Linked DNA regions of Homo sapiens: region 1 is linked to region 2. Evidence: chromatin contacts called from ENCODE Hi-C or POLR2A ChIA-PET data. All regions are on one chromosome and are shown on one strand. Each heading gives the region's core, a stretch centred on a gene start or an enhancer-like site at or near the end of the contact. The rest is flanking DNA. Distances are from core to core; before and after follow the strand shown.

What was found. Hi-C counts contacts between places; a loop is a spot of excess contacts on that map. ChIA-PET counts read pairs that join two places held with the same protein, here RNA polymerase II (POLR2A). Pooled maps may share reads with other maps.
Region 1: a map of dorsolateral prefrontal cortex shows a loop between it and region 2 (4-fold over the local background). The contact joins the enhancer-like site here to the promoter of LINC00567 in region 2. A Hi-C loop is called at or near these places in 16 of 168 maps with a recorded cell type or tissue (B cell, CD14-positive monocyte, CD4-positive, alpha-beta memory T cell and 8 more), 35 of 37 single-sample maps with no recorded cell type and 24 of 50 pooled maps. POLR2A ChIA-PET finds 5 or more read pairs at or near these places in 4 of 52 experiments (HEK293T, activated B cell and activated T-cell).

What each region holds. Positions count from the first base shown.
Region 1 is chr13:110,643,746-110,647,031 of GRCh38, forward strand. It overlaps CARS2 (cysteinyl-tRNA synthetase 2, mitochondrial), which reads right to left. Exons shown (of 15, transcript NM_024537.4): 12 at 2,222-2,345; 13 at 640-738. Among named protein-coding and RNA genes, the nearest start is that of NAXD-AS1, 29 kb to the left of the region's middle. Within about 2 kb of position 1,251, at least 5 of the 41 ENCODE cell types and tissues checked have a DNase peak (open chromatin) inside an H3K27ac peak, as active enhancers do; they include dorsolateral prefrontal cortex, where a contact is called at or near this core.
Region 2 is chr13:110,810,936-110,814,567 of GRCh38, forward strand. It overlaps LINC00567 (long intergenic non-protein coding RNA 567), which reads right to left and starts at 2,149. Exons shown (of 1, transcript NR_135280.1): 1 at 1-2,149. LOC105370362 (a long non-coding RNA gene) reads left to right here and starts at 2,770. Exons shown (of 2, transcript NR_158538.1): 1 at 2,770-2,838. RefSeq lists enhancers at 751-1,292, 1,293-1,834.

The DNA.
Region 1 (3,286 bases), core at 1-2,500, 170 kb before region 2:
TTAAGAATAAGGCAGGAAACCTCAAATCTGTATTGATAGAATAAACGAGTTTCAGGTGAGCCTGATAAGGAAGAGGACATTTTCATAGGATCCAAGTCTCTTTGCAAAAATGCTCTTGAGTTACAACGGAAGAGAAGGAATGTGGAGAAGCCTGGCAGCGTCCACCTTCACTGCACAGCCAGGGTGAGCCTCGCTGGGAAGGTGCAGGTGACTCGTGCCTGTCGGGGAGCCCGTCCTGTCCGTACAAAACATGTGCCAGGCAAGGGGGCTCAGGTCGCCAACTTGCCCTCAAATGGGTCAGGAAAAAATGTTCTCTTACTGTGCCTGTGACTTCTGCACATTCTGAGAGTCTTTGAACATAAACGTGTGTGCAGAGCTGGCGACATTCTGTTGCTGAGATGGACTCATCTCTGGTTCTGCGCACGAGAGTTTGCCAACTGCAGAAGTAGAATTGTGCAATTCCAATTAATAAGTATTGGCTCTGAGTGTGTTTATTTTTCCAGGAAAGTAACATGTTTTTAAACAGGTAAATACATTAGTGTGGCATCATAATGCTCTATTCCAAGTTAAAAGGGTAAAGGTTATTGTCCCAACATGGAGAAAATTCCAGAATTAAGCATTTAAAATAATAGGACCTACCTGTTGATTTGCCAGAGAAATTCCAACAGTTTCAAAAAACTGTTCAAAGTAAGAGATGATGGCACCAAACACAGCAGGACTTCTCGGCCCTTCAGGTTCCTGTAAGAGATCATGTCGCAGAAGCTCCTTAAAAGCAGTCTTGATGGCAGTGGGCAAACGGAATTCAATGTCAAAAGACAAAGGCTTCAGCAGGTCACTTCAGTCTGGCCTTTCTCCTGGCTTCTATGGAGGGAGGACACAGCTCTGGCATCGGCTACCTCACTGCAGACCATACAACTATAGGTGCATGAGGAATCTCTTGTGCCTCAGTTTACCCATCAGTCATGTGGGTGGTGACTAGCTCATCAGGCTTCGCGGGTGAAGCATGACCGTGGAGTATGGCAGGTGGCGCATGGTAGGTGGAGGCTGAGTGGGCACTGGGCTGGGTTTCTCAGAAAACGGGGAAATCCTGGTACGTGGCTCACATCAGTTACCAAGCACAGAGACCCTTGGGTGACACTAGCCTTAGTTTGCAGGTGCCCCAGAATTGCAAAGCTTGGGAAGGAAAAGCGCAGGACAAAAGCCAGCCTCTTTACTTGTCCCGCCCCTTGCCACAAGAGGCCCCTGTTGCCCTAGAGCTGGGCCAGCCTGGTAGTGCCGGCAGCAGCTGCGGTGAAGGCAGGAGGCCGCGGACGGGCTGAGGAGGAGGAGCTCCCGTGCAGGAGCAGCCTGGCTGCGGGACCTGCCCCAGCCCGGCCTGGCTGCCTTCAGTGCGGGGCAGCCTGTTCCTGCAGCCGGCTGTGACTCAAATGCCCGCCCCCCTCAGAGGCGAGCCCTGCGCGTCTGCAGTATTTGGACCGAAGGCACCCGGCAAGGGCACATGGCACCCTGCCCCACCTGCTGGTGCTCTGAAACCCAACACTGCACGCAGCCAGGGATGGAGACCTCCACAGAGATGCTCAACTAACAGAGCATGTGGCCAGAACCCCCAGGTGTTTCCAGAGGTGGGAGAGGCACAAACAGCCTCGGCTTCCCGGGTCATCAAAGGTCACGGGGCTCCTGACGCAGCGCCTCCCAGGGCCTGGCAGGGGACCCTCAGACGTGCAGGAACCAAAGCCTGCCGCCGCCTTCACGGTCTTTGTCCCACCTGCCAAACACTTGCAGTGACCCACGAGTCCAGGCTCAGACCCCTGGGTGCTTGGTGTGGTCATCACACTGGGGTGCAGATTGCATAACAGTGCCTTGGGGTAAATGGGTCTTTCCTTAAAAAGTTCCCCACAAAAGCTCTCTCTGTGAAAGGGCCATGAATGCAGTGGGGACATGAGATGTGTCCCCTGAGGATCAAGCACACAGAATTTCTCAGCCTCAGGGGCTCCTGAGAGCTTGTTCCCCAGGTGGCCCTGAGGCCCGGGAGGGTCAAGCCCCAGGCTGGGTGCCATCCCGTGTGTCAGCGGCAGACTCGGGCTCCATGAGTTCCTCCACAGAAGCTGCGGGAGGCGAAATCAGCAGAGATGCCACCCAGCCGACATGAGAAAAACCCACCAGAGGACCCGACCCATGCCCCTGGCAGCAGGACCGCAAGGCCACCTGTTCGTTGAGCTACCTTCAGGGACGCCCTGAGCTGTCCATTCCCGTGGTGTGCAAGGCCCAGGATGGCATCAACCACCCTGGGTGTGTCAAAATCATCTGCCAAGGCCGCCTTCACGGCCCTCTTGGTGCTGGAGAGCCTGAGGGAAGAGGAGAGAACAGTCACAGCAGAGGGAGCTCCACTCTCCCCAGGCGGCCCCCACACCAGTCCTTCCCCAGGGAGAGACGCTGGGGGCTCTAATCTGGGGACTTTCTCTAGGTCATATTCCCAAAGACTTGAGTTCCTGAGTAGCAGAAAATTATGTAACATCAACTGCAAACTGTCATGTTACCCCAAGAAAAAGTCCCAGAGCAGAGGTCACCTGTGACACTTAAAATACAAGACACACGTGGGCATTTTCATGATGGTTTTAAAAATCAATAGATATTGAGGGGAGTGGCAAGGAAGACTCGGTGGGGGAGAGACGGCACGGCTGACCACTCACAAAGAGAGGCTGGGGAGGCCCAGCCCGGGGCTCCCGGATCTCAGCCTCCCGTGGCCACTGGCTGCCTACCCTGCTGAAGTGGCAGGGGTGGGTTATCACCAAGACCATCCGGAAGACTCTGCATGCCGGGATGAATGTGCAGCGCTGCCCAGGACACCCGTGGGTGGGGAGTGGAGGCGATGCTGTGGGCCCAGGCCTGTGTGTTTTATAGATTTTGGCTCCTCACAGTCAGGACTGGGAGGGATGAGCAGCTCCGCTCCTCGCACAGGGAACCCGAGCCCAAAGCCACTCTGAGCAGGGGGCTCAGAGCCCGAGGGCCCCAGGCACACTTCCTGCCAGCGCCGTCTCCCTGGGATGTCTCGGGAGCCCCTGACCCCACACCTCCTGTCCAGCACCCAGTGTCCTGTGGCCTCTGGGGAGCCCCTGACCCCACACCTCCTGTCCAGCTCCCAGTCCCCTGTGGCCTCTGGGGAGCCCCTGACCCCACACCTGCACCTCCTGCCCAGCACCCTGTCTCCTGGGGCCTCTCTGGGCAGTCCCTGACCCCAAACCTCCTGTCCAGCGCCCTGTCTCCTGGGGGCCCCTCTTCCCCTTCA
Region 2 (3,632 bases), core at 899-3,398:
AAGTTTAACCTCCCAGCTGGGTGCTCCAGCCCCAATAGCGTCGCGATGCTGGGGACGAGGTCTAGGAGAAGGGAAATGGGGGGCACTTAGAGCCCCAAATCCATGAACCACGCTGGTCTGTTTTAGGAAAGCAACATCTTGAGGCTTCATGGTGTTCTGTGCTCCCTGCTGGGAAGCGCTGGGCTGGCTGGAGGTTTTCATCTCGGGACTGGGGGTGCATCCCCACACTGCCTGGCTGAATATGTTGGTGCTTTCCCAATGACCTTGACGTCTGGTGTTTGTCTGGTGCAATACGTCAGTGGGGAGACGGTCGTGCTAACAGCGTATTCGGCTCAGCAAAAGCTTTCATTGCATGCATCCATGGCCTCTTTGCAAAGATGGGAACAGCACGTCTCAATAACACACAATTTCATCTGGCTCTGATGATTCAGAAGGCGCCCCGGTGCCTCAGGCTCATCATTAGAAGCCAATGATGGCTCTGTAGATGTGGTAGTAAAGTCCAGGTAGCCGAAAGATTGAGTAAGGAAGCATTTGCTGGGAAATGGGGGTCTCTTGCCGCAGTGCTCCCCAGACACCTCAGGAAGTGACCTTCTGCCTGGGGCCTCTCTCCGCTGACAATAATGTCACACACTTCCTTGTCTCAAAGTTGAACACTGCCAGAATGATCCACATCCAAGGTAAGCTGGCTTCAGCTTGTTAATTTAGTCCTGCTCTCAAAGAAAAGGAAGAGGTCCTCACCCTGGCTGACACCTCTGGCCGCAGTGGCCCTGGTCCCCAGGGTGACAAGGGCCACACTCCTTAAAGAGCCTGAAATTCCCAGGAAGCTCCCCTTTTAAATCCAGTTAGGGAATATTATTTATAACACACGCCTCACAGATATTAATTCATTAAGAGAAATAATGGATGCGGAAGTGCTGAGGACTGAGAGTAACCTGCTAACACGGCCCCATCCTCAAGGGGCTTTCCCCATTTAGCCGGGGCCTGAGAACTGTGTAGGATGTTTACTTAGTGCTTTGAAAGAACTCACTGCATCCCCTCAACAATCCTTTCATGTGGCTGTTATAATTTTCTCCATGGTTGCAGATGAAAAAAAAAATCATTCGGGAAGGTTGAGCCATTATCCATGGCCACAGAGCTCCAAAGCGGTGGAACTCGGAATTGAAGCCCAGGTCGGTTGAAGCCAGGGCCGCAAACGTGCTCCCTGCCGCCCCACTGCCTGGCCGACACACTCACGGGTGCCGGGGCCACTGCACGCATGACAGTGCCAGGAGCGTGCACTTACTCCCCGAGCCCTTCCCTCCACGGCCAGGCCCGCAGTGTGAGTGCCAGGGCCTTCGGCGAAGCCCAGGGAAGCCCAGCGCCCTCGCCCTGGTCCTTTGACACATGACGAGACCTCCTCTGGGCAGAGGCCCCTGGATTCTGGGGCTTTCTGCCAGGCAGGGGCTGGGGCAGGCCCCGCACGCAAGCACCTGCCCCCGCACACAGGCATCTGCGACCCCGGGACTTAGCCCCCGCTGGCCCGCTGCAGTCTCCATTCCTTAAGCGCCCAGAGCTCCCTCTGCGCTCTCCTGTGCCCGCGTCTCCTCTGTTCTGTTTCGTTCCGCTCTGCTTCGGGCTTGTCTCAATTACATTTCCGTAAGGGTTCGGGTCCTCGGCTTACTAAGGGGCCTCTGAGAGGCCAGCTGGCCACCGGGACTGTCTTTCCTGCAGTGGAACTTTCCAGATTATCTTCCTTTCCCCCATCTCGCCTTCTGCCTCCTGCCGTCTTCTCGGTGTTTAGCTCGGGCAGGGTCCCTCCTGCAGAAACCGCTCCTGCCCGCAGCGCGCGCGCTTGCTGCCTCCCGCCCGGCTAAGGGAGGGCGGTTTCAGACAGATCCACTGGAGGGCAGATCTCCAGAGCCGGGAGCCAAAGGGGGCTGTGGCAGAAGGGGAGGCGGCCTTCGGGCTCAGGCGAGACAGGCTGACTCCCCCAGGAGGACCGCGCTGCCTGGGGGAGGCGAATGCAGGGCCCATGAGGCACTGACAGGAAGAGCCCCTGACGGCGGGGGGCAGCTGAGGAGCGGGAGCTCCAGGGGGAGGGGGCAGAGACTCGCCTCACAGCGCGCCCCTCACGACGTCCCCGTCACGACGCCCTCCACACGACGCGCTCCCCTCACGATGCCCCCGTTACCACGCGCCCTCCTCACGACATCCCCCTCACGACGCCCCCGTCACGACGCGCCCCCTTCGTCACGTCCCCCTCACGACCTCCCCCTCACGACGCCTTCCTCACGACGTGCCCTCCTCACGACGTCCCCGTCACGACGCCCTCCACACGACGCGCTCCCCTCACGATGCCCCCGTTACCACGCGCCCTCCTCACGACATCCCCGTCACGACGCCCCCGTCACGATGCACCTCCTTCAGGAAGTCCCCCTCACGATGCTCCCCCTCACAAAGTCCCCCTCACGACGCCTTCCTCACTACGTGCCCTCCTCACGTCGCGCCTCCCTCACGACACATCCCCCTCATGACGCGGCCCCCTCACAATGCGCCCCCCTCACGACGTCCCTCTCCTGACCCCCCCTCACCACGCCTCCACTGACAACGTCCTTCTCACGACGCCCCCCTCACGACGTCCCCGTCACCACGCTCCCCCCTCACGACGTCCCCCTCAGGACACCCCTCTCACGACGTCCCCCTCACGACGTCCCCCTCACACTACCGCCCCTCTTGGCAGCTTGACCTTCAACCCTCCAGGGTTTCTTTTTGACCTTTGCTTTCCTTCCAAACTTTCCCGCCTCTGGAATAAAAGAGTCGCAGAACAGAGAAAGGCTTCAGGGATGGGCTGTTTTGCAGGTGAGGAAACAGGCTCAGAGAAATCCGCCGGGGAACTGCCCAAGGCGACGCGGACTGGCAGACCCAGGCCTCAGACACGGATCTTCTTCCTCAGGCTCTTCCCCCAGCCGGCCGTCTTCCCACTCCGACACGCACGGCTGCATGGGGGCTGCGTCCCTTTTCAGCAGCTGTGTTCGGAGCTGAGCAGCTTGGAGCCACACACGTGCGTTATCTCAGGGTTCCGGGACACGCGTGCTGGGGGCGCTGCCCGGGCCCTCACTAGGCGGGATCAAGTGTTGGCCGCGCTGTATTCTTACGCGGAGGATCCGAGGACGGCCTGGAAAAGAATCCACCTCTTCGGAAGTTCCCACAGGCTGTTGGCCGAGTTCACTTTCTCTCTGAGGGCCCCAGGTCCAGGTCCGTGGCTGCCCTCAGTTTCTCTCCACGCGGAAGTTTCCAGTGCGGCCACTTACGTCATCAGCCAGCAGGGAGGCTCTAGAGCAAGTGAGCTGTGGGTGGAGGCCAGGGAATGTACCTGGATCATGGGAGAGACGTGCTATCCCTCTACCATATTCTGTGGATCAGAAGCAAGTCACAGATCCCCCCACATCAAGGAGAGAGGATTTCAGCAAGATATGAACACACTAGGAGGTGGGGACCCTGGTGCCACCTTAGTGTCTGTCCAGCAGAGGGACCAATTCCCAAATGAATGCATGCACAGCCGCACACACTAATCCCAAACAACAGCAACACAGTCATGTGGTCAACAGTGTTTTTATTTTATTATTTTATTTTATTTTATTTATTAAGTGCTA